Regions from separate parts of the Mus musculus genome. Here regions 1 and 3 are each linked to region 2. A link is a loop called in an ENCODE intact Hi-C map of the cell type or tissue named here. Cell type or tissue: heart. All regions are shown on one strand. Links, peaks and the distances in the headings refer to the core of each region. The heading gives the core; the rest is flanking DNA. Region 1 has its middle 23 kb from the start of 4930467K11Rik. Region 2 holds the start of Smpdl3a (sphingomyelin phosphodiesterase, acid-like 3A). Region 3 overlaps Pkib (protein kinase inhibitor beta, cAMP dependent, testis specific).

Evidence for each region. Peaks named below come from ENCODE experiments on the same cell type or tissue, not always from the same donor. Only the 100,000 strongest peaks of a DNase experiment are listed, where the experiment ranks them.
Region 1: a loop joins it to region 2, with 5 times the contacts of the local background. A loop is called at or near these places in 5 of 42 quality-filtered maps.
Region 3: a loop joins it to region 2, with 9 times the contacts of the local background. A loop is called at or near these places in 19 of 42 quality-filtered maps.

Annotation. Positions count from the first base shown.
Region 1 is chr10:57,457,938-57,468,765 of GRCm38, forward strand. No RefSeq gene overlaps it. Among named protein-coding and RNA genes, the nearest start is that of 4930467K11Rik, 23 kb to the right of the region's middle. In heart, for the core only: a CTCF peak has its summit at 5,537 (motif pointing right); no DNase peak of the experiment used is centred there.
Region 2 is chr10:57,790,015-57,800,842 of GRCm38, forward strand. It overlaps Smpdl3a (sphingomyelin phosphodiesterase, acid-like 3A), which reads left to right and starts at 4,530. Exons shown (of 8, transcript NM_020561.2): 1 at 4,530-4,770. The coding sequence starts at 4,668. In heart, for the core only: CTCF peaks have their summits at 4,891 and 6,388 (motif pointing left); a DNase peak (open chromatin) is centred at 4,747; H3K4me3 peaks cover 1,949 bases; H3K27ac peaks cover 1,288 bases.
Region 3 is chr10:57,738,338-57,749,165 of GRCm38, forward strand. Pkib (protein kinase inhibitor beta, cAMP dependent, testis specific) reads left to right here. Exons shown (of 5, transcript NM_001039051.2): 5 at 1-2,775. Among named protein-coding and RNA genes, the nearest start is that of Fabp7, 41 kb to the right of the region's middle. In heart, for the core only: CTCF peaks have their summits at 5,346 (motif pointing right) and 5,547 (motif pointing right); no DNase peak of the experiment used is centred there; H3K4me3 peaks cover 345 bases.

The DNA.
Region 1 (10,828 bases), core at 3,516-7,515, 330 kb before region 2:
AGATTTAAATGCATCCTATCAGATCATCACGGACTAAGGCTGGTCTTCAGTAACAACAAAAACAACAGAAAATTCACATACTCATAAAAACTATACAACTTCTCTACTCAATGATAACTTGGTCAAGGAAGAAATAAAGAAAGAAATTAAGAGTTTCTATAATTTAGTGAAAATAAAGGCACAGCATACCCAAACTTATGAAACACAATGAAAGCAGTACTAAGGGGGAAAACTCATAGCTCTGAGTGCCTCCAAAGAAGAAACTAGAGACAGCATACACTAGCAACTTAACAGTAAGTCTGAAAGCTCTAGAAAAAAAAAGAAGTAAATACAGCCAAAGGGAGTAGACATCAGGAAATACTCAAGCTCAGGGCTGAAATAAACCAATTAGAAATAAAGAGAACTACAGAAAGAATCAAGAAAAGAAAGAGCTGAGTCTTTGAAAAACTCAACAAGATAGACAAACCATAAGCCAAACTAAAGATAGTTAAACCATAAGCCAAACTGACAAAACCAGTAATGAGCGATATAACAACAGAAACTGGAGACATTCAAAAATCATCAGCTCCCCCTACAAAAGCCTATACTCAACAAAACTGGGAAATCTAGAGGAAATGGTTGATTTTCTAGACAGATACCAGGTAACAAAGTTAAATCAGGACCAGATAAGTTATCTAAACATTCTCATAATCCCTAAGGAAATAGAAGCAGTCATTAGTAGTCTCCCAACCAAAAAAAGCCCAAGGCTGGATGGTATACCAGACATTCAAAGAAGCTAATACCAATACTTCTCAAACTATTCCACATAATAGAAACAGAAGCAGTACTATCTAATTCATTCTGTGAAGCTGTACTTACTCTCATACCTAAACCACACAGAGACCTAAAAAGAAAGAGACTGAAATAATGCCATAAATTCTATCTGATCACCATGGATTAAGGCTGGATTTCAATTTTGCTTATGAATATGGATGCAAAAATATTCAATAAAATCTCACAAACTAGATTCAAGAACATATGAGAACCATCATTCATCATGATTAAGTAAGCTTCATCCCCTGGATACAGGGATGGTTCAATATAAAGAAAGCCATCAATGTAATCTACTATATAAACAAACTCAAAGGGGAAAAACATGGTTATTTCATTAGATGCTGGAAAAGCCTTTAACAAAATACAACACCCCTTCATGTTAAAACTCTTGGAAAGATAGGGAATTCAAGGCACATACCTAAACATTATAAAAGCAATATACAACAAACCAACAGCCAATATCAAACTAAGTGGAGAGAAACTTGAAGCAATCCCACTAAACTCAGGGACAAGATAAGGCTGTTCACTCTGTCCCTATTTATTCAACATAGCACTCCAAGTTCTGGCTAGAGCAATTAGACAACAAAAAGAGGTCAAAGGGATACAAATTGGAAAGGAAAAAGTCAAGGTATCACTGTTTGCAAACGATGTGGTAGTATACATAAACGACCCCACAAATTCTACCAGAGAACTCCTACACCTGATAAACAACTTCAGCAAAGTGGCTGAATATAAAATTAACTTTAAAAATCAGTAGCCTAACTCACTCAAAGGATAAATGGCTGAGAAAGAAATTAGGGAAAAACACTCCTCACAACAGTACAAATAATATAAAATACCTTGGTTTAACTCTAACCAAGAAAATAAAATATCTATATAGCAAGAACTTAAAGTCTCTGAAGAAAGAAATCCAAGAACACCTCAGAAGATGGAAAGATTCCCCCATGTTCATGGATAAACAGGATTAACATAGCAAAAAATGGCCATCTTACCAAAAACAATCTACAGATTCAATGCAACCTCCATCAAAATTCCAATTCAATTTTTCACAGAGGTAGAAAGAGCAATTCTTAACTTCATATTGAATAACCAAAAAATGGAATAGCAAAAAACAATTCTAAGCAATAAAAGAACTTCTTGGGGAATCACCAATCCCTGACCTCAAGCTGCATTACAGAGCAATAGTGATTTTAAAACGCATGGTATTGGTACAGAGACAGGCAGGTAGATCAGTGAATAGAATTGAAGACCCAGAAATAAACCCACACAGCTATGGTCATTTGATCTTTAGCAAATAACTCAAAACCATACAGTGGAAAAAAGAAAACATTTATTTAAAAAAATACTGGTCTAACTGATAGTCTGCATGTAGAAGAATGCAAAATGATCCATTTTTATCTCCTTATACAAAGCTCAAGTCCAAGTGTATCCAGGACCTCTACATAAAACCAGATATGCTGAATCAAATAGAAAAGGAAGTGGGGGAAAACCCAAACAAACATGTTGACACAGGGGAAATTTTCCTGAACAGAACACCAATGGCTCAGGCTCTAAAATCAAAAAATGACAAATGGGACCTCATGAAACTGAAAAGCTTCTGGAAGGCAAAGCTACTTGGTTCTATTTTGTCAACAGAACAAAACGGTAACCTACAGCTTGGGGAAAGATCTTTATGAACCCTACATCAAAAATATACAAAGAATTAAAGAAGTTAGACTCCAGAAAAACAAATAACCCAATTTAAATTAATTTAATTTTAATTTTAAAGCTAGAAATTCTCAACTAAGGAATCTCGAATTACCAAGAAGCACCTAAAGAAATGTTCAGCATCCTCAGTCATCAAGGAAATACAAATCAAAACAACCCTGAGATTCTACCTTACACCAATCAGAACAGCTAAGATCAAATACGCAGGTGACATCAGATGCTGGAGAGGATGTGGAGAAAGAGAAACACTCCTCCTTTGCCGGTAGGATTGCAAGCTGGTACAACCACTTTCGAAATCAATCTGGTTGTTCTTCAGCAAATTGGAGATAGTTCTACCTGAAGACCCAGCTACACCATGGCTAGTCATACACCCAAAAGATGCTCCAACATATAACAAGGGCATGTGTCCCACTATGTTCATAGCAGCCTTATTTTTAATAGCCAGAAGCTAGAAACAACCCAAATGTCCCTCAATGGAAGACTGGATAGAGAAAATGTGGTACATTTATACAAAGGAATAGTATTCAGCTATTAAAAATAAAGACCTCCCAAACTTTGTAGGCAAATGGATGGAAGTAGAAAATATCATCCTGAGTGAGTTAACCCAGATCCAAAAGGACACAAATAGTATGTACTCACTGATAAGTGGATATTAGCCCAAAAGCTCAGAATAGCCACAATACAACTCACAGGCCATATGAAGCTTAGCAAGAAGGAAGGCCAAAGTGTGGATTCCACTTAGAAAGGGAAACAAACTAATAATCACAGGAGACAGACCGAGGGAGGATACTGGGGGGAAGGGGGGAGGGGAAAGGGGGCAGGACCAGGTACAGGAAGAGACAGGAGAGAAGTCCAGAGGGCCAAGAGAACGAATAGAAATAAGTAGCAGTGCAGGTGAGAAACGGGTTGGGGGCTGGGGGGTGGAGATCTCTAGAAAGTTCCAGATGTCAGGCTAATGGCGATGATAATAGCCAAAATACTCAACAGGGGAGAGATAGAACCTGAAGAGACCTCCAGTAGATACGCATGTCCCCCAGTGGAGGGATGGTACTACCCACACAACTCAAAATTTTTAACCTAGAATTGTTCCTGTCTAAAGGAAACACAAGGACAAAAAATGTATCAAAGACTGGAGGCCATCCAGAGACCTTTCACCTTGGGATCCATCCTATCCGGAGGCTCCAAACCCCAACACTATGGCTGATGCTAAGAAATGCTTGTAGTCAGGAGCCTGGTATGGCTGTCCTCTGAAAGGTTCTGCCAGAACTTGACTAAGACAGATGCAGATACTCACAGGCAACCATCAAACTGAGCCAGGGACCCCAATGGAAGAGTTAGGGGAAGGATTGAAGGAGCAGAAGGGAATTGCAACCCCATAGGAAGAACAACAGTATCAATTAAGAGAGCTCACAGGGACTAAACCACAAACCAAAAAGTATACACAGGTGGGTCCATGGCTTCCGATACATATGTAGCAGAGGATGGCCTTATCTGGCATCAATGGAAGGAAAGGCCCTGGTCCTGTGGAGGCTTGTTGCCCCAGAGAAGGGGGATGCTGGAGGGGTGAGCTGGGAGTGGGTGGGTGGGTGAGGGAGCACTCTCTTAGAGGCAAAGGGAAGGAGGCAGAGGTGGGGAGGTTGTGGAGGCAAGACTGGGAATGGGTGGCTAGTGCAAAGGTGAAAGCCAATTCCCTTAAAAAGGAATAAGCACAAACTATCATCAGAATGGTAAGAACTACAAGGTTGTAGGAAAAAAAAAAGAATCGTTTCAAAATTCTGAAGGATGATGATTTTTCACCTAGGATTCCGAATTGGACAAAGCTGTCCACCAAATACAAAAATAGAAAAGTATAAACATCTTCAAGCACATAAGCAGTGAGGAAGTTCAGCCCAAAATTTTATCATAAATTTCTTAAATGGCAATTAATTAAAGAGTTGCAATTTTAAATAATTTTTTGTTTTGGAATAAGTTTGGATTTGCTATAGTTTTATGAAGGTATCACAGATTGTCCCCATATTTACCTCACCCACATCCCTTGAATGCTATTTTGTTCGATTTGTCCATTATAATTTTTAAGATTTATATTTTTATTTAGTATAAAACAAACTTTATTATAAAAATCAGTTGCAAAAGCATTAGCCAAACCTAAAGCCTATACTACTTAATGAACTTATGTACAATTTAGAATTGGTATTCAAAATGGAAACTATAAAGTTTCACATTAAATTTTACATTTTTCAGTATTGAATATATTTTATGCACTTATACACCACCAATTGTATGAATGTGGATGGATGCCCACATATAGATATGTGCATCACATGACTGGTTCCTGTAATAGCCAGAAGGAGTCAGATCAGCTAGAACTGGAGTTACACAATGTTGGGAACTCACCCTGGGGGTGCTGGGAATCAAACTTGGGTCCTATGGAAGTTAAGCAAGTGCTCTTAAAAGCTGAGCCATTCCTTCAGCCTCTTATCCATTACTCTTAAACAAAGTGCAGTCCTCGGTGACATTTTTTGTAGCATGCTTTCTTGTGACTTTTTTTAACTCTAGTATCCATATAAATTCAATTTATTAAATGTTATAAATATATTACAGTTTTGTTTCCCAGTATCTCAAACAATTTTCAATTCAAGAAACAAATTTTGTAAAATATCTACATACTACAAGAATATTTTGAAATCCCATTTCTGAAGATGAGTCGTGAGCATGGAACATCACCTAGGTAGCTTTTGTAAAACCATATCTTCCCAGAGAAATGCATAATATGTGTTTGTATTTATCATTATGCACAAGGAAACTGACATAAGGGGAGAAATTTTGATCTCAGAAAGCACAAATCCATAAATTACCTTCTAAACATAACTCTCATGAGAACATGAAATTCTGGAAGAGTTAAAAAAAATAAGGAATTAATCAGATTAAACGCCATATTGACGCATCTGATATTGAAAAGTCGGGTTTCTTAGCACAGGTGCTTTTTCTGTACACGTTGATGGGTTCCAGCAGTAACACAATATGGACAGTAGGGGGAGCGAGAGGCAAAGCCATCCAGTGACCGTCCACAAACTTTCTCAGTTCCTCTTAGAACCCAGTCACACATTATGAACTAACCAGTACCCCGGAGCTCTTGACTCTAGCTACATATGTATCAAAAGATGGCCTAGTCGGCCATCACTGGAAAGAGAGGCCCATTGGACACGCAAACTGTATATGCCCCAGTACAGGGGAACGCCAGGGCCAAGAAAAATGGGAATGAGTGGGTAGGGAAGTGGGGGGGAAGGTATGGGGGACTTTTGGGATAGCATTGGAAATGTAATTGAGGAAAATATGTAATAAAAAAAAATTAAAAAAAAAAAAAGAACCCAGTCACACACCAAGGATGATGTAGATATCGTGCTGTGGGACATAGTAGATTTCTATATTCTCCGTAGTATGAAGATGTCACTCTATCTATGGGAGCCCATTCTTACCAAATATTATATTAAGGCAAATGTGCTTAGGAAAAGGTCGTATATACGTTTATTTTAAACACATTTTGAAAACACAATTTTTTCAGCATCTCTACAGTTCCTTTTACAAGTCTACCACCAGCGAACGCCAAGAGGGGAAGGGCCATGAGACTCCTTTGCATTCCTGCAGACTTGTAAGGAGCCCCTGTTACAGATAGTCCACACCAGATGTGGCAATGCTCTTATCTCTGCTTGCTTCCACTTGCTTATCGATGCACATTTTCTCAAATCTCCATATATCACACTTGCTCACTGCTTTTCTTTAAAATTATATTTTCACCAACAAACCCTCAGCCAAATTAAGTAAAAAGCAGGGAGAGATTGTCTTAGAGTTTAACCGCTGTGAACAGACACCATGACCAAGGCAACTCTTATAAAGGACATTATCATCAAGGTGGGAGCATGGCAGAGTCCAGGAAGGCATGGTGCAGGCAGAGCTGAGAGTTCTACATCTTCATCTGAAGACTTCTAGGCAGCTGGGATGAGGGTCTTAAAGCCTGTGCCCATAGTGACACACCTACTCCAACAAGGCCACACCTCTTAATAGTGCTACTCCCTGAGCCAAGCATATACAAACCATCACAGAGATGATCCAAATTAACAAAATTAGAGATGAAAGGGGGGATTATACCAGATACCAAGGAAATTCTGAGAATCATAAAGACATACTTTAAAAATCTGTAGGCAATCAAATTGGAAAATCTAAAAAAATGGATAATTTTCTCAATACAGACCACCTAATAAAGTGAAATCAAGATCAAATAAGCAATTTAAACAGACTTGTAATCCCTAATGAAACGGACGCAGTAAATAAAAGTTTCCCAAGCTATAAAAGAATAAGAAATAGTCCAAGGCCAGATGGTTGGAGCACAGCATTCTACTGGACTTTTGAAGAAGAGGTAATTCCAATACTCCTTAAATTAGTCCACAAAATAGGAACAGGGGGAACACAGCCCAATTCATTTAAGCCACATAAAAATCTAATGAAGAGAATTGTGGAAAATTTTCCCAAATGTAAATATTTTTAATAAAATACTTCCAACCTGCATCCAAGCACATATCAAAAAGATCATCCACCATGATCAATTAGGCCTTATCCCAGGGATACAGGGATAGTCCAACACACATAAGTTGATAAATGTAATCCATAAATAAAGTGAAAGCCAAAAAGCACATGATCATTAGATGCAGAAAAGGCCTTGACAAACCCTAACACCCCTTCATGATAAAAGTCCTGGAGAGATTAGGGATACAAGGGACATTCTCAACATAATAAAGGCATTTTCTTGCAAGTCCATAGTCGATATCAACTTAGAGAAATTTTTAAAGCAATTCCACTAAAATTAGGAACAAGCAAAGTGGTCCACTTTCTCTCTGTACCTATTCAATATAGTACCTGAAGTCTTTCCCTAGGGCAGTAACACAACTAAAGGCAATCAAGGGGATATGAATAGGAAAGGAAAAAAAATCACAGAATCTTTATTTGCAGATGAATTCCTAATATACAGAAGTGGCCCTAAACATGGCTGAATACATAATTAACTCACAAAAAGCAGTTGCCTTCCTAGATACAAACGACAAAGAGACTGAGAAAGAAATCATAACATCTTTCATATCAACCCCTCTGTCTCTCTCTTTCTCTCTGTCTCTCCCTTTCTCTCTGTCTCTCTCTTTCTCTCTGTCTCTCCCTTTCTCTCTGTCTCTCTCTGTCTCTCTCTGTCTCTGTCTCTCTCTCTCTGTCTCTCTCTCTTTGTCCTTCTTTTTCTCCTCCTCCTCCTCCTCCTCCTCCTCCTCCTCTTCCTCCTCCTTCTTCAACTCTAACCAAGCAAGTGAAAGACTTTGATGATAAAAACATTGAGAGAGTGAAGAAAGAGATTGAAGACAATATCTATATTTGAATGCTTAGTCACCAGGGAGTGGAACTCTGATAGAAGAAGAATTCAGGGGTGTGGCCTTGTTGGAGGAAGTGTGTCACTTGGGGTGGGTTTTGAAGTTTCAAAAGCACACACCCAGCCCTCTGTTTTTCTTTATCTCAGCCTACAGATGACTACTTCTCCAACTCCATGCCTGCTCAGCTGCTGCCATGCTCCTTGCTGCCATGATCCCTGCTGTAATAATGAACTAAGTCTCTGAAACTGTAAGCAAGCCTCCAACTAAATACTTTCCTTTCTTAGAGTTGCCATAATCATGATAATAAAACTTAAGATGATATCGGAATACAGAAAGATCCCCCATGCTCTTGGATTAGTAGGATTAATATAGTAAAAAGTGTCATCTTACAAAAACCAATCTACAAATTCAATGAAATCTCCATGAAATTTCCAATTAGAATCAATCTACCTCAAGATGCAACTACATGACTTATATCCAAAGGACACAATCCTACCACAAAAGAAAAAAAAAACTTGCTAAATTTATATCCATTGCTGTTCTTTTTTTTTTTTTTTTTTTAAAGATTTATTTATTTATTTATTTATTATATGTAAGTACACTGTAGCTGTCTTCAGACGCACCAGAAGAGGGCATCAGATCTCATTACGGGTGGTTGTGAGCCACCATGTGGTTGCTGGGATTTGAACTTCGGACCTTCAGAAGAGCAGTCGGGTGCTCTTACCCACTGAGCCATCTCACCAGCCCCTCCATTGCTGTTCTATTCATAATATTCAGAAACTGGAAACAACCTAGATGTCCATCAACTGGTAATAAAGAAAATGTAGTAAATAGAATGCTACTCAGTCATCAAAAAATGAAATCAAGAAATTTGCAGATAATTGGATCTCACCTCTACATGGCCATGGAGTCTACCCTTAATGGTATGTATCCCCATTGCTACTCAGTTGGAGAGAACAAATATTTTACTTGTGAGTGGTTATCAGTTAGAAATAGCTTCTGGGTTAAGGATATAAGCTTGTACCCATTTCTTCTCTCCTTCTAGGACTCCATGTGGCCAGGCCATTGTAGGCACCATGCATGCTGTATCAGTCTCTATGAGTTCATATGTGTATTTGTCTTAATATCTTAGAGCCTTGTTTCCTGAGTCTCCTCGAACTCCTCTTACACTCTTTACCTCCTCTTCTTCAGAATTTCTTGATCCTTAAGGGAAGGTATTTGAAGGAGACAAACCATTTAGGACTGTTTGAGGTCTATTTTTGTCAGATATTAAGATAGCTATTCTACCTTGCTTCATGGGAAAATCCTTTTCCAGACTTTTACCCCGAGGTGATATCTATCCTTTAAGATAATTTTTGGGGTGCAGCAGAAAAGATGGCTCCTAATTTAAATTCCAATCTGTTAGTCTAGGTCTTTTCACTGGGCAATTGAGACCATGGGTGTTGTGTCATCAGCCAATGAACACTGGTTGTTGACTCCCGTTATTTTGTTGGAGTAGTTTAGGTTTTTCCTTCTCCCGTTTTATGATTTGCTGGTTTGGGATGTTTGATTCCTTGTGTTTTCTTGGATGTGGTTAACCTGTTCAGGTTGAATTTTTCATCTTAGATTCTTCTGTAGAAGTAGATTTGTAGTTGCATACTGCTTACACTTGGTTTTATTGTGGAATGTCTCCATCTGTTGTGATTTAAATATCTGCTCACTATAGTAGCCTGAGCTGGCATCTATGGTCTTTTACAGTTTGGGGAACACAAAGCAGGCCCTTTTTGCTTTTAGAGTCTCCATTGGAAAGTCAAGTATTATTCTAATAGATCTGCCTGTATAAGTTATGTGCGATTTTTCCTTACAGCTTTTAGCATTATTTGTTCCTTACATTTAGTGTTTTGATTATTGTCATTTGGAATTTCTCTTCTGGGCCAGTCTCTTTTGTGTTCTGTGTGCTTCTTGTACCCCTAATAGATGTGAGGCATTGGGCTCTGCACAGACATTCTGGTCTCCAGTCAAGCTGAGGTCTGAACCCCGGTGATGATAATTCACCTTCATGACATGGTAGGCATTCCCTCATGCTCCTGGAACTCTGGCCCTTGCCTAAGTTATCGCCCCCCCCACAGCCCCCACAAGAGAAGCATGGTCAGTAGTCATGTAGGCAATGGCCCAAGCTTCTGACCTTCAGGCTAAACTCCCCCCCAGTTACCCAGCAAGAGTGAAGACCATAAAAAGGGCTATTCAGCCCCACCTCACTCTCTTACTCTCTTGTCTCTCTCACTCCTTTGTTCTCTTACCTCTCGCTTCTCTCACTCCTCTCTCCTCTTTCCTTTCTCTTTGTCTTCCTCTCCTCTCCTGTCCTCTCCTCTCCTCTCTCCCTCTTACTCTCTTTCTCTCTAGCCTTTCCTCTTTCTCTCTCTCTTTTCTACCTTCTCTCTTTCCTGCATTTCTATAATAAAGCTCTAAAACCATAGAATGTCTCTGCTCATCAAGGCCCACTGCACTTGGAGGACAGGACAGGCTTTCTCCTAATGAGCCGTTTCTAATCTATGATTAGAAGACCTTCCTGTGCTCCAGTCAAGATCCACTGCACTCACTCTGATTGGTGTTGGGAACCTCTTCCCTCATCCCTCTCTCCTATAACCCTGGTGGCTTTAGCAAAGTAGCTCTTGGAATCCCAGGTAGGGCTGCCCCTTGGCAACAGAATACAATAGACATAGGAGATAATTTCAGGCATTGAAGAAAAATAGAAGCGGGTTCCCCAGTCAATATGTTTAATCAACAAAAACAACAGCAACAAAATCAGGAAAAAAACATCCAGAAAATCTGAGACAATATGACAATAACAAATCTATGAATAGGAAGAGAGGAGGGAGAAGACACCTTGGTCAAAGGCACAGAAATCGTTTCCACAAAATCAT
Region 2 (10,828 bases), core at 4,183-8,182:
ATGTACAATTCTTAGTGTCAAAGTAAATTACCTAGATAAGGTTTCTGGGCCTAGAAGGTCTACTTTCTTTAAAAATACAACGCAGAGAGTTGATAATGTGTTCATTCCGTGTCTCTAACAGTCACCATCTCTCCTGCTGGCAAGAGTTCCTGATTCTTGCTTTGAAAGCATTGACTCTAGCCTGCTGCTTTAAGGGTGCATTGTGAGTAGGTGAAAACACAGCCTTAATTTCCAAAACATTAAAGAAAGGAAAGGTGTGGGAGTGGGGGTAGGAAATAACACCACAGTGGTATAAGAGATCAAAAGCTGCACTGGCAGGTCTCATGTGTATTTATAGAAACATTAATAGATATTTCTACTTCTTAAATTTTAAAGGTAGTTGGATCTCATTTTTCTTCAAACCTGTCTTAGTTAGGGTTTTACTGCTGTGAACAGATAGCATGACCAAGGCAACTCTTAGAAGGACAACATTTAATTAGGGCTGGCTTACAGGTTCAGGGGTTTAGTCCATTATCATCAAGGTGGGAACATGGTAGCATCCAGACAGGCATGGTGCAAGAGGAATTGAGAATTCTACACCTCCATCTGAAGGCAGCTAGGAGAAGACTGGCTTCCAGGCAGCTAGGATGAAGGTCTTAAACACACACCCACAGTGACACACCTACTCCAACAAGGCCACACTTTCTAATAGTGCCTCTCCCTGAGCCAAGCATATACAAACCATCACAAAACCAAATTCTTTTTTTTTTTTTTGAATTTACTAAATTTTTTAAATTAGGTATTTTCTTCATTTACATCTCAAATGCTATCCCAAAAGTCCCCCATATCCCCCCACCCCCCTACCCAACCACTCCCACTTCTTGGCCCTGGTGTTCCCCTGTACTGAGGCATATAAAGTTTGCAAGACCAAGGGACCTCTCTTCCCAACGATGGCTGGCTAGGCCATCTTCTGATACATATGCAGCTAGAGACACGAGCTCTGGGGGTACTGGTTAGTTCATATTGTTGTTCCACCTATAGGGTTGCAGACCCCTTCAGCTCCTTGGGTACTTTCTCTAGCTCCTACACTGGAGGCCCTGTGTTCCATCCAATAGCTGACTGTAAGCATCCACTTCTGTGTTTGCCAGGCACTGGCTTGGCCTCACAACAGACAGCTATATCAGGGTCCCTTCAGCAAAATCTTGCGGGCATATGCAATAGTGTCTGCGTTTGGTGGCTGATTATGGGATGGACCCCCAGGTGGGGCAGTCTCTGGATGGTTCATCCTTTCATCCTAGCTTCAAACTTTGTCTCTGTAACTCCTTCCATGGGTGTTTTGTTCTCAATTCTAAGAAGGGGCAAAGTGACCACACTTTGGTCTTCGTTTATCTTGAGTTTCATGTGACAAAACCAAATTCTATTTCACTTAATAGTCTGTAGATATAACAACTATCAGCTCACTCCCTTGTCACATTGTTAAAGGAAAGGGGATATTTCCCAAGACCAAGGACAAATTGACCAAGAGATTGAGGAAACAACACTTTTGAAATTCAAAGTTCTCAAATTTGTAAACTAACCTAAAAGTTTTTGTATAAAATCCACTCATAGACCACTGTACTGGTTAGCATTAACTGACAACTTAGCATTGTTTAGGTTCCCTTGAGAAGAAGAGCCTAATTGAGAGATTGCCCAAATCAGATTGGCCAATGTTAATGTATATGGGGTCTTTGTTGTTAAGTGATAAAGGAAGATGCAGCCCACTATGGGTGACTCCATTCCCTGGGCCTGTGGACTTGAGCTCTATAAGAAAGCTCACTAAGAGTAAGTGTATGCAAGAGCCAGAATCACTCTTTATGTTTCTGCATCAAGCTCCATCTTGAGTTCTTGACCTGACTTCTCTTAATGATGGACTATAATCTAGAAAAGAAAACTTTACCTTCTATAGTGGTTTTAATATTAATAGCCCCCATAAATTCATAATGCTTATAAAGTGGCACTATTTGGAAGGATTAGAAGGTGTGGTCTTGTTGGATGAAGTGTGTCATTGTGGGTGGGCTTTGAGGTTTCAGAAGCCCAAGCCAGATCCAGCTGCTCTCTCTGTTCATGTTGCCCGCAGATACAGATGTAGAATTCTCAGCTACTTCTTTGGTAGCATTTCTACATGCACACTTGATGAGAATGGACTAAATTTCTGAAACTATAAGCAAACACCAGTGAAATGTTTTCTGTTATATGTGTTGCCATTGCCTCGATGTCTCTTCACAACAATAAAACTAGTTTCATGGTTCATTACAACAGAGATGAACCACTGACAGTCATCAAAATTTATTTACTTATTTATTTATTTATTTTTGGGGCTTTTATCTCACATTTTCCCTGGTTCAGATAAAGACAAATGCATGGGGGCTGAAGACCTACAGGAGTAGGCTTACACTGCAGGTATATCAGCGTGTGGAACACTGAAGCCTTGAGCTTCTTCTTAGTGAGTAGAAAGGAGGCTGTGGCTTCCATTGCTCACTTAAAACATTATCAGTTTATGTTCTCAAGCATTTTAAAGGTTTCACAATGTGTGTGCTTCATATTTTGTCTTAACTGAAGTTATTTCACAACCAATTTACTTCCTATAACATGTCTTAGAAGTTGAAAAATAATGTTTGACAAGGCAAGACACTGCAGATGTTCCTCTATCTTGTATTCTTACTGAGGCCATTTCAGGCTTAACTAGAATTTGATCTCTTTAATGGAGAATCCACTGGGAATTTACCCGACTCTATTGTAGGACCAAAGGCCAAGATGCTGCAGCTAACTTATCGCTTCTGCTAAACAGCTTGCTTGTGCAAACCTACCTCTGCCAATGCAAAGTGAGATACCAGGATATGGTTTTTCTCTTTAAAAGACTTGCTCTGAATAAGCTTACATCCCGAACACTTGAACATAGTTCCAGCCAGCTGGCTTGCAATCGGCTCTCAACTGTGTCTGAATGATCATCTCTGGTTGGATCACAGTTATAATGAGCAAAACTGGTATTCTGATCATTAGTTCACTTTCTTTTAAAATGTTCAAGCTCTTGCTATCTTGCTGATCCATTTCTGCATTTCAAGCTCACCACCATTTCCCGGCTTTACTTTCCCTGTACTCTTTAGACTGTAGACTGAGAAATTGCAGAAGTGACCATGTCTGTTGCAGGGAAGCATGCATGGTTCTTGAACTGCTCTGAATCACCCCAATGATGTAGCAAAACTTGGAGGAGTCTACCAGGATCTGAAAGGAAACTTAGTGTCCATTAAAAAAAATTTATTCACAAGATATAATGTCTAAATCATGCAGATATAAAACAAAGTTTTTTTCCTCTGATGGAAAATAAATATATTTGTAAAATATAATGGTAAAAGTACCTAAAGAAAATACAAAAATAATGTATCCTAAGCCAAATATGTGTGATCCTAGGCTAAGAACACAGATCCTGGTTTCTCTAAATGACTGTTTCAACATGGAATAGGTTACAGAAACTTACAGTTATAGAACAAAGAAAATAATAAATCAATACACTTACCAGATATGTTCCTATTACAAAGAATGTAAATCTAAGTAGGTAAACTATAAAGTTTCAATGTAGTATTCTTAATTCTATAGTTGGAGGATATTGAAAAACCATTTAAGCTTAGTGACAGAGATACTCTTTTAATCATGAAAATGGTATGCTAGATACACAAATTAAGGCATTTGAGTATTAAAGAGGCCATGGTATCCCAAGACAATGTGGGTGTCCACCTAAAACACCCATCTTCCCATAATAAGTACCTTGAACTCAGCTAAAGCATAGTATTTTGTCAGGACCTTTTAACACAGCACGGCTTCCTCAAGACGCCACAGCTCACATCTTTTATGAGGTCAGCATCTCTCAAAGGTTTGCTCTTCTCCAAAGACACCCTACGTTTTATAAATTAAAGTTGTTGGCTATATTATAAAGAGAGCGCATTCTCATAAATTCCTAGAGAGAGAACAAAGAATACATATTACACACAGTCTGTGGGTTTTGGTGTCTTTGCCAATACTTATAAAACTTTTGGAATAGAAAAATCAACAGTCTCTATTTGTATTTACCAGGTAGGTTGCATGAGGACGTGCTTAACTCAGTTGTGGAAAGGAAAACGTTCAGCCTGGTGAACCTGGGACATAGTTTGCCGACTCCACCTATCTATCACCTTGGAGTACTATGAAGCCACACATGGCCAGCCCAGCTAATCTGTTCATTTATCAGCGGTGGCCTGAGGCTTGGGAGTTTACATTTCTGTCATAAATCCCAGGTAGCGAAACCATTGAGGAAATCCAAACCCATTCTTGTACTCGTTTGTCTTAACTATGATTCAGGGTTCTCCTGCCTTTTCAAGTACCTCTGCTAAATGGCCCTGTCAGGTAGGCGCTCCTGGGGTTCAGGGAAGGAAACAATACGGGGTTGGAGCAAGAACATTGTTTCCCATTGACCTAAGAAATTAAGGAAGCATATTAAAATAAAGGAGTCCAGAAGGTCAGAAGAACTCGTGCTCAGGGGAATCTAATATTACACGTGATCTGCTTGCTGGGCGTCAACACAAGGAAAGGCTCTGGCTTCCTCTCCACCCCTAGGGCCTGCGGGTCTCAGCGGCGCCCAAGCTCCAGTCTAGCGTCCTGGGGCAGTGGCCTCCACCATGGCGTTGCTGGGCAACTTCCTTTGCTGCCTACTGGTTGCCTGGCTCTGCGGCCCGGGGCTCGGGGTGCCCCTGGCGCCGGCGGATCGCGCCCCAGCTGTGGGTGAGTGGACCGATCGGGACTGCACAGGACGGTGGAGGGGGTCGGCGAAGTCATGAAGGTGCCGGGTGCGTAGGCAGCGGGGCACAGGACGCCGCCACACTGGTCACTGTGGCCAAAGGCCAGACAGCAAGGTCACTGGGTCTGAGTCATGGTGGGGGCGCCCCGTGGGCGCCAGTATGGAGCCGAGCCGCCTGCTGGGCGTTTGTTTACATCCCGGGTCTGGGTGGTTTAGTTCCCAGGGGAGGAAAGTCTGAAGCTGTTGTCTGGTGGGAAATGCCGCTCAGAATTGGCTGTGGGCATTCCCGGAGTCACCTAGTCTGCCCAGAGCAGAGGAGGACCTACAGGGTCCCTACACCTGGATGTAGCTTCAGTCCTATTCTGTTCTGCTCAGTGACGTCGGAGCCTAATTCTGCCTCTTCAGGTCTCCGAGGCGTCTGGTCTCTTTCGTTCTTAACATAAAACCCCTGAGCCCTTCCGCAGCCCTTGGTGCACTTGGGGTCTTGCGTTTGTGGTGTGTTCTGTTTACCGGGAGCCTATTACTCTGTTTCTGCAATCTTGGCCTGCCCTGCCCTGCCCTGCCCCCTCAGTCTCCTTCCACCCAGCAGTAGCAGCTGCCAAACTTGGTGGGAAAAAAAAAAATCGGTAAGTTAAGCCCCACTCCAAAATTACTGGATCCAGACCGGTGGGAATGGATTCCTGGGCACAGTTTAACACTCTTCATCCCTCTCAAATTAGAAAATCCCCGTCCAGACTGAATGTTTAGTAAGACTGTAGGTTGCCTTCTGGGTTTTAAAACTTAAGGTGACGCTCCCCTCCCCCATCTCCCTAGCTCCGTTTAAAAATAATTGCTCTAGTTGGGGGGTTTGTTTTGATTTGCAGAGAGAGCTATCCTTGAGACTTTCACCTGTGCTCAGAACTGAAACTCTCCTGCTGTCTGCCTCCTCTCCATGCCTGCCTCTGATCTGCACAGGACTTCCCTGAATGGGGTCCAGGGAATCCCTTCTCCTTGCTTATGAGTGAAGTACACCTGACTTAGCTGTCAAGCTTTTGCAAGCCACAGCTGTATGTCCGGTTTGTCAACTCTGGCAAATAACACCTGTAACAGAAATAGCCCCCAGAATGTGTACATATGTGGCTGCCTCGTGTTTTTATATTGCTGGAATTGTGCTATTTTAAATTTGTGACTGCTCCGGATTTTGACCTGGAAATGTCTCAGGCTGCACCACAGGTAAATTCGCCTTTGGTTTTAATGAATTAATTGCTGAAAGAAGTCATAAAACTTTGCCCGTGATCATGTGACTCTCCTTCTGATACCTTCCTGTTTTGGTAGCGGGAGGGAGAGAGAATAACCAGACCTGTTGACTCTGGTTTCACATTGCATGGATTATTTTACCTGCTTTCCACTTGACTAGAAGGCCTCTCTCCCCCTGGCCCCTTTGCACTTCCCTCCACAACTTCCACCCAGCCTGGCCTCTGCTTGTTTCCTAACTGTGTTTAAGTTCCCAGTCTTAGTTTTCCCCCTTGCCAAGTCCATGTGACTAGAGGACCACCACCCTGGGTGTTTGGCTTCATTTTTAAAAGATTTAGTAGGCTGTCACCTGCTGGTGTACTTAGCACACAGCAACTGACTTTATAAACAGATCAACCAACGCCCACTTAAACGACTACATACAATTGTCCATATAATTATGGTTCATTGGGTTTGCTGGGACAAATTATTAAGCATTCTTTGACTGAATTTTTTTTTCTGAAAATTTTGAGTATCTCTTTAAATAAATTTGAGCACTTATGTAGACTGTGTAACACACATATCTTGAAAAAATATTTGAAAAGTTTATCTGGGGGATAAGAAAGAAATTTTGGTAAAGGACTTTGGGCATTTTTGGCCAAAAAATTTAGATTTGAGTGTGCTATGGACTGTGTCACAGGCTGGATTGGTGACCTTACAAACTCGCGCACACACACAGGCACAGACACATATATACAGACACACACAGAGACACACACACACAACCACATTTTATGTACAATATCATTGGCGTTAGGATGTAAAACCTCCAGATGTTCTGACTCATTTCAAGCCATCCTTTAGTGAATCTAATTACCCCCTCATTTGTCTATCCAGCAATGTGATGTGGTAGAAATAGCACCTTGGCATCTGGAGAAACAGGTTCTAGCTCAGCTTTTATTGCCTGGTCACATGATCTGGAGGGAATCCTGAAATTTGCCTTTGCCTCAATGCCATGAATTGTAAAATTAAAGAATCTTTGTTAAGGGCCCACTCCATCAGACTCATTCCTGTTCTTGGAGCTCTGTGAACCAGGTACTGCATTATGTCATAGGGATGTGCTCAAAATCCATTGCAAGATTTGGATTATGAAAAATTTAATCCATTCATGATCTCATTTACTTTAATCCTCAATGTACCTTTTGTGTAGATATCATTATCTACTTTGGTACAAGGCAGCTTATTTGACTAAGTATATGAGAGGCATTGTACAGTGATTAAAGGCAACATGTCTCCCGAAGTGTGGCCCCTGAACCAGTGTCAGCCCTTTACTTTATGACAGATGACCTGGGTTTAATCTCTGCGTGTTCCACTTTCCTGTCTGTTTTGCTGGGTGATAATGATGAAAAGCTTATAAAATAGTACTAAACATATCATAAGTGCTGGATGAAATTGAATATTTTACATGCAAAAGGGAAAGTTCAATGTCAGGATGTAGGTTTTATAAATGGTAGTAAAACTAACACATAGCTAGTTCAGTGTCACATGCTCTTTGAGGGCTTAAAGGATCTTTTAATGGCATCTTAAAGGCTGCCATTACTATTCCCATATGACAGATGAAACAGGCCAAGATCTTACAGACTAATAACTGGGTGCTAATCTCTTATGTTGGAAGTCTGGCTGTCTGATTCTGACACCAATCTGTTTTCTGTGTAGTTACTGTTTGTTGACAGTCTAAAAATAATATAAGCACTGGTTGACACAAAACTGAGATGCAGTCTATACGCCCTGCGGACGGGCAAACTGCATGAAAATTCCAATCTAACTGCTTTCTCTGCTTTTGGTGCTAGATAGAGTGGATCTGAACTCCAAGTTTAGGGCTTTTTCTGCTTTGTAAAATGAAAGAAATTACCCTTTGCTGATATTTTCAAATAGTGCTTAAGTACTGAGTAGTTGACCACATATACAATTTTACATCAATTTTCATCTGGATTTCACGTCGTCAATGTTTTACATGTCAACTCTTGTTATAAAATTATGCTGGTGCTGGCAAAAAATGACCACCAAAAATGCTAACTTATTGTTGATACTTAGCAAGTTCACTGTAGTTTTAATTTCATTTCTGAGGCTGTAATCAAATGGCTGCCCCATTATTGCTGGTGAGAGACCAAATCTTTTGCGTTCAGACTCCATCTTAGAGAATCTGACCTAAGGTTAAACTCAACTTAACTAGTAGGCCAGAACCTAACACCAGTTTCCAGGCTACCCAACAAGACCTGTGTTTAACACCAGTTTTCAGCTTACTCCCCAACAAAACCTCTGTCTAACACCAGTTTCCAGATTATTCCCCAAGAAATCTACCCCTCCAGGTTACAAGCTTGTCCCTGGCACTTCACTTCCTAACAACCATAAATCAGGAAAAAAGCAAAAGTTAAGTTTATGGTTTGGCTCCCAACACCAGCCAATTATGTTAAAGGCCATAATAGCCCCAATCAGATATGTACCAGGCTAGATATCCCCCTTTCTTGACCCCAAAAGTACTTTCCTAAAACTAGGCTGTGTCGGAGTTGGTGGGGAGCCCAAGCTCGAGCTTGAATAAAGAGACCCTAATGTGATTGCATCCGAATCAGCTCCTTGGCGGTCTTTTGGGGTTCATGAATGTTTCCTGGCACAACAGCTGGGAAGTCTGAGCAGGTACTTAAAACAGCTAGTCAGCATTCACAGTCCAGAGCAGAGAGAGAATAAAGAATGCATACTTGCTTGTGTTCAGTCCTCTCTACATGTACACAATCCAGAATCACCAGCCCTCTATTGTAGGCTGGGTCTTTCCACATCAAGACTTTAAAGTTTCTTATAGGTATGCTCCAGAGCAGTCTGATGTAGAGAAGCCCTCTTTGAGATGCCTTTCCCAGAGGATTCTACGTTGTGTCAAATTAACAGTCAATACATCATCGTGACTGTCTTCAATGTATTTTATTAAGTATGATCACCTTTGCATAGATTTCAAAAGTTTGCATTCTTTTTCTTTCTTTGTGTTTCTTCTGAGATCTTTCAGATGTTCTATATCAGAATCAGAGTGAGTTCAAAGCTCTCAAGCATGGTTTGGCAGCACATGTGGCGGGCTATTTTGAAGAGCAGTTAAAGAGAACAATCTGGAAAAAATGCATAGTATATACTCACTAAATAAGTACGGTAATTAATACAAGATATAGGATATGTTTCCTTGTTTGTGATTCCAAAATTTAGTTCTATAGTCCTAAAGGTTTCCAAACTTTCAGAAAAGTAAGAAAAGCAGACACACAACAATAACAAATAACAATACATGACTATTGAAGCAGGGATCAAATCTCAGAGTTAAAGAATTTAATTATATATGAGAAAGCTACACAGATATTGAATTTATATGTAAATTATATATGGAAACTGGAGGGCTCTTCAACATATGGTCTCCTTAATATCATATAAGCTGTAAATACTCACCAACTTTCCTACTTGACCTGGTGTTTTAGTTACCTTTTGTTGCTGTGATGAAATAGCATGACTAAGACACCATCTAGAAGGAAGAATTTGTCAGTTTATTTTTATTTGGCCTCATACTCCCAGAGCATAGGAGGGTGTGGCACAGGGGGCTGTGTCAGGAAGCTCAGTGATCACAGTTCCAACCACAAATGCAAAGCAGAGACTAAGCACTTTCACAACCCTCCCTCCCCACTGTGACACAGTTCTTGCACTGAGGCTCCACCTCCTGAAGGTTCCTTGATTTCTCCACCAACTGGAGACTAAATATTCAAATACCTGAGCCTATGAGGGACATTTTCATTCAAAACATACCCAGCATTAGTTTCTCTACTATAAATTCAAAACGATGAGTCCAGCTTCATCATTTATTCATTATATATATAATAACAATTAATATAAATAAATTATATATTACATATATGAATTTATATATTAAATTATATATTAATTATATAATGTAGTTAGGTAGATGTGAGTATAAATGATATTTGATATAATTAATTATGTATAATATGATAATATAATTATATAAATATAATAAATTAATGATTGTAATACATACTATGAATATAAGTAAAATACAATATGAATATATAAAATAATATATGAATATATATAAATACACTTAAATAAAAAATTTCTTAATACCACAGCTATCATAAAACACTAACTCATTGTGAAAGATAAAATTTGTTCTAATAATTCCTTCAATGCAGTAATATTTCTTAATATGATTTGCAAGTAGAATTGCTGACAAATAAATTTGGCTTTTCCTGAGATCAATAGGAAGGCTCTCTTTGAAGAACTGCTTCCCACAATATTAACAATGAGTACTCGTGTATGTTGGTCGTAGCGCTGATTAATTAGCTTTTAGGAATATCTCAGAGATACTATGTCTGTCACAGGGAATAAAGGATTTATGCTTTTTTTTCTTTTAATACTGAGTGAAAGCATATACAAATTAACTGAAATAAACATTTCCTGATTCAGTCTTAGCAAAGTAGATAATATTTCTAAGTCATTGTTTTTCTACAAGAGAAAAGCAAATAATTTGCAAAATCTCAAATTTTGCAAGAAGACATGCTATTGAGACACAATATGGAAGGACCTCATTTGCCTCTCAGACAGGTGGCCCCAAACCCCTCGCTGTGTAGCCTAGTCTTTACTATAGTCTTGGTGGAGTAGTCACATCAACTCTGGGCTTGTTGTTTTCACACATTTAAGTTGTATGCTCTTCTGCTATTTGAAGTTACTTCATCTCAAAGGAGAGAGCTGTGCTTAAACTCGTGGTGTAAGGAACATTGAAATTGT
Region 3 (10,828 bases), core at 3,675-7,674, 52 kb before region 2:
GCTGCTATTAACGGGTAGTAGACCTTATGAAGGTCTCCACAGCAGGATTGTATAGCCTTTGCTGTCAGTATTACTGAAGTGGAGAGACCGGAGAAAGAACTCCCTGGATTTGAATTTTATTCCTATGTACTAGCGATGTGATCTTGAATGAAGAAGATCCTATCTGTTAAATTTCCACCATACCCTGTGTGGAATGGAACTGATAACAATTTTCATTTTATAGTGAGTGTGATGGTTTGTTTTTATCAGCAACTTGACACGCCTAGGATCACCTGGGGGAGGAAGAGTCTCAATGAGGAATTTTCTAGATTAGCTTACCTCTGGGAGATTGTCTTGATTACACTAATCCATGTGGGAAGACCCAGTGTGCTGTGGGTGGTACTATTCATTAGGTTTGGGCTCCTAGATTTCATAAGAGTGGGGGAAAAAATGGGCAGAGTATCTATAAGGCATGCCTGCATTGATTTCCTCTCTGCTCTGGACTGTGGATGTGATGGGTAAGGTTGTCTTGAGCTCCTGGTACTGTGCCTTCCTCTCAGAGATGGACTGTAACCTGGAGTTGTTACCTACAATAAACCCTGTCTCTCCCAAGTTGCTTTTGAAGGGTATTTTATCACAACAGCATCGATAAACTAAGGCAGTGGGTGTAGCCAGTAATGATACTGTATACGTAAAGCACTTGAATAATGCCCAGAAGAAATGTTTTGATAAACATTGGCTATTATCATCACCATGCTCCACGGCACTTGGCTTTATTTGTTGGTCAGGAGGTAGGTTGGTAGCTAAATTGGTTAGTTGACTCTAATTTTACAAATGTCCCTAAGTCATAGTGTTGGGAGAATAGATTCTATTGGAAATGGACTCTTGGAAGTATTTACCACATCTGTAAAAAATTCAGTCATGTTAATAAGTGTCTGACAGGTAATGAGTGTAAATGTATCTTGTATTTGCCTGATATAATAGTCATCTCCTTGACTTACTGCCTCTGCCTGCTAACTAAGGCCTACCAGTGATGTAGTTCATTCTATGAGAGCAAACTTCAGGGACCTCCAGCTTGACATCCATGTCATTAATGACAGTTAATCTTCACTATCAACTTAGGTGGATCTAGAATTACCCAGGAGATATACCTCTGAACATATATGGGAGAGTAGCTCAGAGAGGCTGATCTCAATGAGGCTTATCCTGAAGATGGGCAGCATCCCTTCACAGGCTCCCAGACTGAATAAAAAGTAAAGTGGAAAAAGTCAGCCGACCACCAATGTTCATTTCTCTCTGACTCCTGACTGCAAAGACAATGGGAGCAGGTACTTCTTTTTAACATTCTAGGTTTTTTTCTTCCAGTCTGGCACTCAAAACTCTCCCTCCGCAAAGCTGGCTTAAAGCAGCTTTATGTGTGTCTGTGAAGCACATAACCAGGTTTATCACAGTAGCTCTGTTCTTCATAGCAGTATTCTAAAGTTTCTTGTTGCTGTGACAAAATACCTTAGACAACCAAATGAAGGCGGAAGGATATCCTTTGGCTCACTGTTTGAAAGGATGTACAGTGGAACATAGCAGGAAGACAGGAAGAATGATGGGGTGCACTGCTCTCTTATGTAGCTTCCCCTTCCTGTCTCATCTCGTAAGAGTTTGGGCATTTCTTGTTCTGTCAAATGTTCCTCTGATTCATCACTTTGTCTGCCACTCAATTAGACATCACTTTCAAATATAGGCACTTTCTTCTACAAACTAAGTTTACCTTCATTTTTGGGATTAAAGATGTGTACTAAGGATATGTCTATATTCCAGCCAGAGAGATTAAAGGTATGTACAAAGGGCTGAGCCATACTACAAAAACAAAAACAACAACAACAAAAACAACAACAACAACAAAAAACCAGGGGTTTTGAGAAAATAACACAATCTCAGGGTTTACAATGTAATCAAATATCTGACAACAGAAGAGCCTTGCTTTTTTTGTGGATGCCAGTAGAGTTTTATGATAGTTGTTTAACAAAATAATTGTGAGTCAGTATTTAAATGAGTAAGTTTTTTTCTATGAAAATAAAGAAAAATAAGCAACACATAGCTAATAATGGCATTTTCTTTCATTTACACCCAAACTGTCTTTCGTCATTATTACTAGCAGTGATAAATATTCTGTATTATGTATCTCCTACATCACAATATATCATAGTGTATACACATATACAATGCCCCATTACATGTGTGCATATTGTATATTATATGTACATATTATATATATATATATATATAATATGGACATTTGCCTTATAAAGATATCAGACTCATTGACAAAGAATATTTAGAGAAAAAGAATATATTTATTATTTCACTAGGAGGCAAAGACAAAGGAAAATTTGAGGCTAGAAGTTATTTTAAAACAAAATTCAAATTTCTCATGAGCATTTTGTTTTCTTTTTAGTGTAAAGAGTACTATATTTTAGGAAGTAGACACTCTCAGTGGAAATTGCTTGACTGGGCAGGTGTAGCTAATAAACAAAAGACTTCAGCTCATTTCTGTATTGTCTTTGTGTACGGCTCCTACTTGAGTTAATTATTAGACAGTTTTAATTAACCCGGTCATACAATGAGGCTAAAATGAAACAATAAAGCTATTGAGTGGCTGTGCACAAATTTACCTCTCTCCAAATGAAGAGAGAGAACAAACATAATCCATTCTGTGTCCTGTGCTGGGGATGCTTTTGTGATATAAGGGAGGGGGATGTTGAGTCTTATCGGGATGTGACTAAGAGTCGAGCATCCTACTGCAAAAAGAAGTAATGCATTATCTTCAGGGGTCTGGGAACATTGGATGTATGATGGGAGGGATGAGGGATAGCATAGGAAAGAGAGAGGAGAGGTTGACTGGGGAAGAAGAAGAGGAAGGAGAGAAGAGTAAGAGAAGAGGGAAGAGAGGAAAGAAGAGGACAGAAAAGTGAGGAAGGTAGGAGAGAAGAAAGGGGCAAAGAAGACAGGGGGGCAAAGGGTGAGGAGGAGAGAGGGAGAGAGGGGAAAGAGGAGAGAAGAGAGGAGCAAAGAGAGAGAAGACATGAGAAAAAAAGATGAAAGCATGAAGGGGAGATGAAGGTGAGGAGAAAGGACAGGGACATAGGAGAGTGGATATGAAGAGAAGGTGGGGGGAGGGCAGGACAGAGGCCGGCTGAACACACAACAAGCGTAGCAGCCTGTCTCTGCATACCTGGCATCTTCCAAGCTCAATGCAGAGGCTTTCTCTCATGGCCCTGGTTAATTATTTCATGCTCTTTGCTCCAGTTTCTTAATGTGTAAGCTGGTGAATTATTATAAAGGTAAAGGAACCAAATATTGGCAAAATTCTGAGAACAGTGCCAGACACACAGCAGAAATTGCTGCTATCTGCCAAAGCATAGAGGCTTGCCACAACTTTAAGACCCCTGATTTATTTCCAGATTATGTAACAAGACATCTCTTCTCCCTCCTTTGTCTTTTCTCCACCTTCACAGTATTTTCTTGTCCAAAGCTATGATTGCTTCATTAGTGCCTTCCTTTATTCTTCCCAGTTAGTAATGGCAGTTCTCAGAACGTCAAATGCCTGCTGCTATTCAAAAACCAGAACCCTGGCTCAAAGGAAAGGTTGAAGCTTGTGTTGTTAACACCGGGTTGAATCCAGGAGCCAATTTCTCATTGAGCATAACACAGCAGAAACCGTGAGCCCGTGCTCCTGGGGAAATGGTGTTTGCTAAGCACACGAGAAAGCTATTTAATGCTTCAGGGAAATATTCATACAAAATTGTTGCTTCTGATTTCCACAAGTGAATAAAGGAAATTCCGAGGGTGGCCTTGAGAACTCACACAGCATCCACGGAGAGTCAGGACAGAACTCTGAACCAGAGTGTGCACTGCTTCTCTTAAACCAAAAGGCCACACTGTCCATATTCATTCAGACAAGAGTTTTATTCAGTCGGCCTGAATCCTAGCGAAACCGAAAAGCTATATACAAGGAGAATCATATTAGAGCTATTTGTTTGCTTTTCCTTCTTCCTTCCTTCCTTCCTTCCTTCCTTCCTTCCTTCCTTCCTTCCTTCCTTCCTTTCTCTCTCTCTCTCTCTCTCTCTCTCTCTCTCTCTCTTTCTTTCTTTCTTTCTTTCTCTCTTTCTTCCCGCCTTCCTTTCTCCTCCTCCTCTTCTCTCTCCTTTTCTTTTTAATTTTAACATGATATTTTGTTTTTAATCTCTTGTTTATGTTTTCTCTCTTTTTATAGTACATATCTTTTGGGTCTCCTCCTCTCCCTTTCCCTCCTCCTCCTCTTTCTTTTTCCTCCTCCTCTCTCTCCCCCCCACAAAAGAGTTTAGATGACAAACCCAATAATCATTTAACTTATCATTAATTTTCAGAATGTGAACCAAATGGAAAATCTGTGGTAAACCCACAGATTGGGTAGATGACCATACTTGTAGGAGACAAGGATGAGTGTCTAGATGGGAGAGAGATAAAGTGCTACTCCCAGACTTAACCTTTGTGTGTGTCCTGGGGCTTCCCGCGACAGTGAATAGAACACAGAGACATTCTGAGACAGTATTGGGCACCTTTGGAGTACTACAACGGAAGTACCAGTGATAACCGAGAGACTGAAAAGGTGTGCTTGTGATTTCACAGGTTTCTGTGCAAGGTCATGGTGGGAGCATGCAGTTGGAAGACCGGTTCATCTCACTGTAGATTCCATCATAGATCCTACCTCCCACTACTCTGAATAGTACCATGGCTCTGATGAGGGAACCCTTCGGGGGACGGCCAAGCTGCAGACTGTAACAGGAGCAGCATACAAACAATCTGATATCCACTGACAAAAATTTGAAATCAGAGCATATTGAGCGCATGTGTTCTGTTCCATGTGCCTTGGAGGGGCACATGTGACTGCGCAGCTTCTCCAAGGTGTGGGCTAGCCCAGCTGCTGAGGCCTTGGGGAGCCACTCTTCAGAGAGTAAGATATTAAGAACAAAGGGCTTGTTACTCCTTTGATTCCATGGACTTGACTTTGGCAGTTCTGTGAGAGCTCCCAGCGCACTAAATAGACGTTCAGATATTCCTGTTTTATTTTTTTTTAATCGATTTGGATTTAAAATAACGGGGATTTACTTTTTCCTATCAATTTTTCGATGTCGCAGTGTGGTGGCTACTAAGAGGGACAGAGCAAGGCAGCCAGTTTGTGTGGATTTGGGTGGATTTCTACCTAAAATTGGGTAAATGATATTGCTTCTTGGGTAAATTATTTTGCTTACATGTTCACAAAATTAAATACTTATGTATGAAAATTCATAAAATGGACACCAGGTGGCGATGTCACTCTACCGCTAACACATCAAAGCCAATCTGCCCAGATTGCCCTAGGTTTCCAGATTATTTTTGTTGTTGTTGCGTTGTTTTTACTAATGCTGCTGTGTGTTGGTGGGGATTATCTTAAGCGGGCAGGGGTGGAATCACCAAACTACAGTTTTTCACACACACACCCCTCCCTGAAAAGATGCCTTATCGGACTATAATAAAGTACTCTAATCTGGCTACTGGTTTCTTTTCAATTTTAGGGAACACTATTGAACTTAGGTGCCAGGAGAGGGAGCTATAGTGCATCTTTAAAATAAACTTAGGCATGTATAAAGGCTACGGCTTTTTCTATTCAACAGTTTCTTTCTTATATGCAACACAACCAGCTAGATTTTATTTATTAATTTAATACGGTTGTGCACAATGCTTTTTTTTATTAAAATCAAATTACAAACAATTCTGAATTGTGTAAAACTTTAAGATTCAAATAGGCCTTTGATGCCTTTCAAGTTAGAAGCACTATTTGCCAATTGAGACTTATTTGGATCTCTCAAAGCAGCTTGAGGCAAGTGAATAACATGTGAATGGGCGTCTTTATTCTTGCCTTAGTGCAGAATATCTTCTATCAGAGCACAGCCTCCTTAGTGAGAAAATGGGACTCTTAAAAGAAAGGACATGAGGTTAACTGATTTGCCTGGTCTTCCCAGGGTGGGGGTGGAGGAGATAGCTATTTTCTCACTGTGTGCTGTGTGGGAACGTTGAATGTACAAAGAGGATGCTGGCCAAGAAGTCTTGGCAAGGAACTGTTGGGGACTAAAGGCACTGAGTATAGCTGCTGGTACCACTGGAGTATTTTCCCTAGAGAGGACACATGCAAGTGATAGCATGAGAAGAACATAATGTCTAACACTAAGCATTAACTATTATCCTAAGTGCTTCATACATAATTAGTTCTGACTATAGCCCTATGCATGAGAGCACATGGCCCAAAATGGCTACCCAAGATGAGCCCAGTAAGAGGCAAAGACAGGTTTTAAAGCAAGGCAGGCTGGCTTCAGAAATGGAACTTTCAAACTGTGGACTTCTTTTTTGTTTTATGGTTTAAGAGTTTATTATAGAAATGCAGGGGAAAGAGAGAAGAGAGAGAAAGGGGGAGGGGAGAGAGGAGAGGAGAAGACAAAGAGAAAGGAGAGGGGAGAGAGAAGTGAGAAAAGTGAGAGATAAAGGAATATAGGAGTAAGAGAGCCAAACTGTGGACTTCTATCATCTCCCCAGATAGCAAGAGACACTTCCATAATAGTTCTCTGATGTACACATATCATTCTGAGAGCTTTATTCACATGGGTCCTTATAAGTCATATACTCCCGTGGTATGGTACTACTATTGTCCCTGTTTTGCACCAGGAGAAACTGAGGCACAAATGAGTTAAAAGGTTAAGGTGATTATTGACGGTGAGGATGTGTTTAAAGGCAAGAATGCTTTTTATTGGGCTGGAGAGATGGCTCAGCAGGTAAGAGTACTGACTGCTCTTCTGAAGGTCCTGAGTTCAAATCCCAGAAACCACATACATGCACATGGTGGCTTACAACCATCCGTAATGAGATTTGACGCCCTCTTCTGGTGTGTCTGAAGACAGTTACAGTGTGCTTAATCATAATAATTAAATCTTTTTTTTTAAAGAAAAAGAATGCTTTTTATTTATAACAAAGTCCTTTTGAAGTTACAGAGCAGATGCAGAATTCAGTGTGGATTCCTCCGCCCCGGGGTTTCTTTTGCTTCTGTTTATGCCTCCCCTCCAGGTTCTCATGAGCTATACCATCTCTTTCTAAGGTACTGCTATAATCATTGAATGAATAATTTTTGTTCTTGGTGCCTATTAGCTGGGATTTAAGTACACACACAAGGTCACTAAACATGTAGAGAAAACAAGACACAACTTATTTCACTTCCTCTGCACTGAGGGCCACACCCTGTAATAATTCTGCTTTTACTACTTTTACAAAAGGTTGCAGGGTCATGACACATGTCTGCTTGCTTCCTGTTACCAGCCAGTCTTTGCTAGTATTCTCTGTTAACACAGACAGGCTGTCTGTAGGTCTCTGGAGCAGGTGTTCACCTCCCAGTGATAATTAACAAGTACACAGTCTCACTCCTCAGACCAGAACATCTCTGTCTCAAGAAAATGGAAGTTTATGAAATGGACCAGGAGGTAGTGAGGCAATGATTACTCCATGATGATCAGAGACTGGGGGGATGAACTGATCAGTTAACTCTGCCTATTAGCAGAAAATGAGGCTCAGCGGCTGGGTTATTCCATCACTAAATCCAAAAGAGGGAGAAAGAATACTTTGCTTCTTTGCAGGTACTCTTTTATTACACATTCCTAGAGTTTCAGTTTTCTTAAACTGAAGTTATAGGAAAGCTAACAACCTAGACTTGATAGTCTTTGAATTTGGGGATTTATTTTTGAGATATTTTAAAAGAATAAAACTCTGGCAATAATGGCCTGTTCACTCTTGCAAACAAATTTATATTTTATTTTCCCTGAACTACTTATTTTGTTTTTTTCTAGTTTGAGAGGAGACAGATGGGGCATATTGCATGTGATCTCCAGAAAAGTACACTCAAACTTGGTGACTTTGTTTCTCAGCATTGACTGAAGGTATTATTAGCAAGTTCTTCAATGCTCATGCATGACAGCTTAATTCTACACGAGTGTGCTGAGTCCTCAGTCCTTACTACCTCTCCAAGATATGGAAACATTTAGTTCCATTCTGATGCCTGCCTAACTTTCCTAGGTTGCGTACATGTTACACTGTGTTGCCTTGGTGATAAGCCCTCCTATTTCAGTGAGTTGAACTCATAAGAACTTCCTTCCTTGTGGAAAAAAGCTTCCTGTGCCCCTTCATTGCACCCCATTCCTGTTCCGGATGGCTCTGGAGTTCTCATAGAGCTATTAGGTCTTCAGTGGCCAGAGAGGGTGAAAAGAGGGCCCCCTCTATGGCTGCCTCTCTGAGTGCTCCTACAAAGCTTCTGCTGTCTCCTCCGTTCAGGATCAGCCAAATGATGAGCAGCAGCATCAGTGTGGGTCACATGACAGAGTAAGCTGTGATAAGTGAAGGCTACAAATGAGGCAATGGAGTGAACTCACAGAGGAAGGCTGAACTCAAAAGGAATGGCAAGTATTTCAGATGAGAGGTGCCGAGTGGCGACCAGAATTGCATAGGTGGATTGTTGAGTTTCACATTGTGGTACACACAGAGAAAAGCAAGGTTCAACATTGAAAATGAGGTTCTGCAAAGATCCCGAAGACCCAGGAAAATCAGGCTGAGACATCTGGGTTTTGTCCCTGTAAGCAAATGCAAACAAAAGCAAATCCTACCTTGTAGTAGATAAATGAAAAGTGGGCAGCAGTCAGCAAAAACTGACTTGTAGTTTCCTCCTTACTAAGGTGATAAAAGTATTCTGACAAAAATGATTTATGGGAGGAAACAATTTAGCTTAAACTCCTAGGTCACAGTTCATCCTTGAGGGAAGCATAGGAAATCTTCTCCTAGGCTGAGGTTCTCACACAGGCTCAAGCTCAGCTAGCTTTCCTCATATAGCTCATGACCACATGCCTAGGGACAGTGGGCTGGGCCCTCTCTCATCAGGTAACAAAAGACAGTTCCACCCACAGACATGGCCATGGGCCAATCTGATCTAGAACATTTCTCAACTGAGACTTTCCTATCAGATGACTGTAGGCAGGGTGAAGTTGACAAAATACCTAACTACAAAAAAACAGACATGCTCATCAGAAAATGAAGGTATTAGTAAATTTGAACAAAATAAAATCCCACATTCCTTTGATCAACAGACATCTTTGCTCATTATTCACAAATACCTCTTTGATGACACTTGATAACATTTATTGCATATCCACCTTCCTTCCCCTAGCTGATGATTTATTCACAAAAGCAGTCTCTCCTGAGATGAAAATTTCCTTCTCTGTTTGTTTTGTAATTGCCTGAAAAAAAAAATAGCATTTGAAATGCCCTCAACAATCAGAGATGCAGGCAGAAAAAACAAAAACAAAAAAACAAACCTGGATCCTGAACTACTGTTGGGTCTAACACTCACACTACTGCATTTTAACAGGCTGGGACACAACCAGGCTCAGGTAGCATAAATGAGTAGAATTTCTATGCTCAAGAACTTTCTATGGATTGTCTGGATAGGAGCAAAGCAACAACTGCTAATTCCACAAACATGATGGAAAAAGACCATCAACCCGAATTAAACCAAGCTTTATTTGTGTACGCACCAGATCTGAATCTTGGGTGTCTCCCTCTAAGGCAAGGGCTAATGAGACCAATCCAAATCAATTTTTCAACTTTTTTTGTTGGGCAAAAACCCTGAAGTGGTGAATTTTGCATGTAAGCCTGGTTACAAAAGCAAAATGTAACCTTAACATACTGCTTATAAGAAGCAAAAAAAAAAAAAAAAAAAAAAAACATGGTTGCTGTTTCCTGGAACAGGCAATGCAGGATCATTTGTAGTCAAGGTCACAGGTTCAGAATAGCCTCCATCCTTAAGAAACAGTGATTTAATTAACAACAGAGATAAACCTACTTTGGCTTTCCTATAATACAATGGCTTTCAAGCACAAGTTGGAAGCAGGCTGGTTTATCATCATCAGATAATAGTTGACAAGCCAACTTTAAAGGCAAGTACTTGTTTTCATTGCTTTTCAAATGGAAAATTACTAGATCATAATTGGGGAGGAGAGCAAAAGAGAAGAAATACTAAGAACTAAGAGAACACATAAAGAGAAATAGGAATAGAAATGGGTATTAGAAACAAAGGGGAAAGTGAACCAGTTCCAGAAACACAATGAGAGGAAATAAAGCTATGTAAACCTCCCAAGATGGTTGCCCAGGGAATGTAACTGGGAGAGTTTCTCTCTCTCCTGCCTGAATGATTATAGAGGGACACAGTGGTTTGCTCTCTTAGCTCTCCTAGTATCAATTAGAAAACAAACACATTTCAGGCATTGGCATATGAACACTGAATTTCCCATGGCAAACTTCTAAACAGAAGTGGTCATTTCATTCAATGTAACAGGAAAAGGAATAACAAGGTGGAAGCCCAGGAATGTAGGAAAAGTGAGACTTTGAAAATTCTCTTCACCCGAGAAGGCACAGTTGCATTTGGGAAGGCCAAAAAAACCTTGGAGAAGGGAATCAGGAGAGCAGGTCAAAGCCCGCTTGGCAATGAGAAATGGAATGAGTATTATACTTTTCTTAGTAGTCTGCTGAAAGTCATTTTTTCCATGTAAAGAGCTTTTATACACACACACACACACACACACACACACACACACACACACACACACACACACACATATTTTCATGCCATGTAGAGGCATGCTTTACATTGTAATACAGCTTTTAGTAATCTGTGAGCATGTGGTCCTATGGAAACTATTACCAGAGCTTTTCCTGCTTGACACAGAGGGCAAGCATCATTAAGCAATGC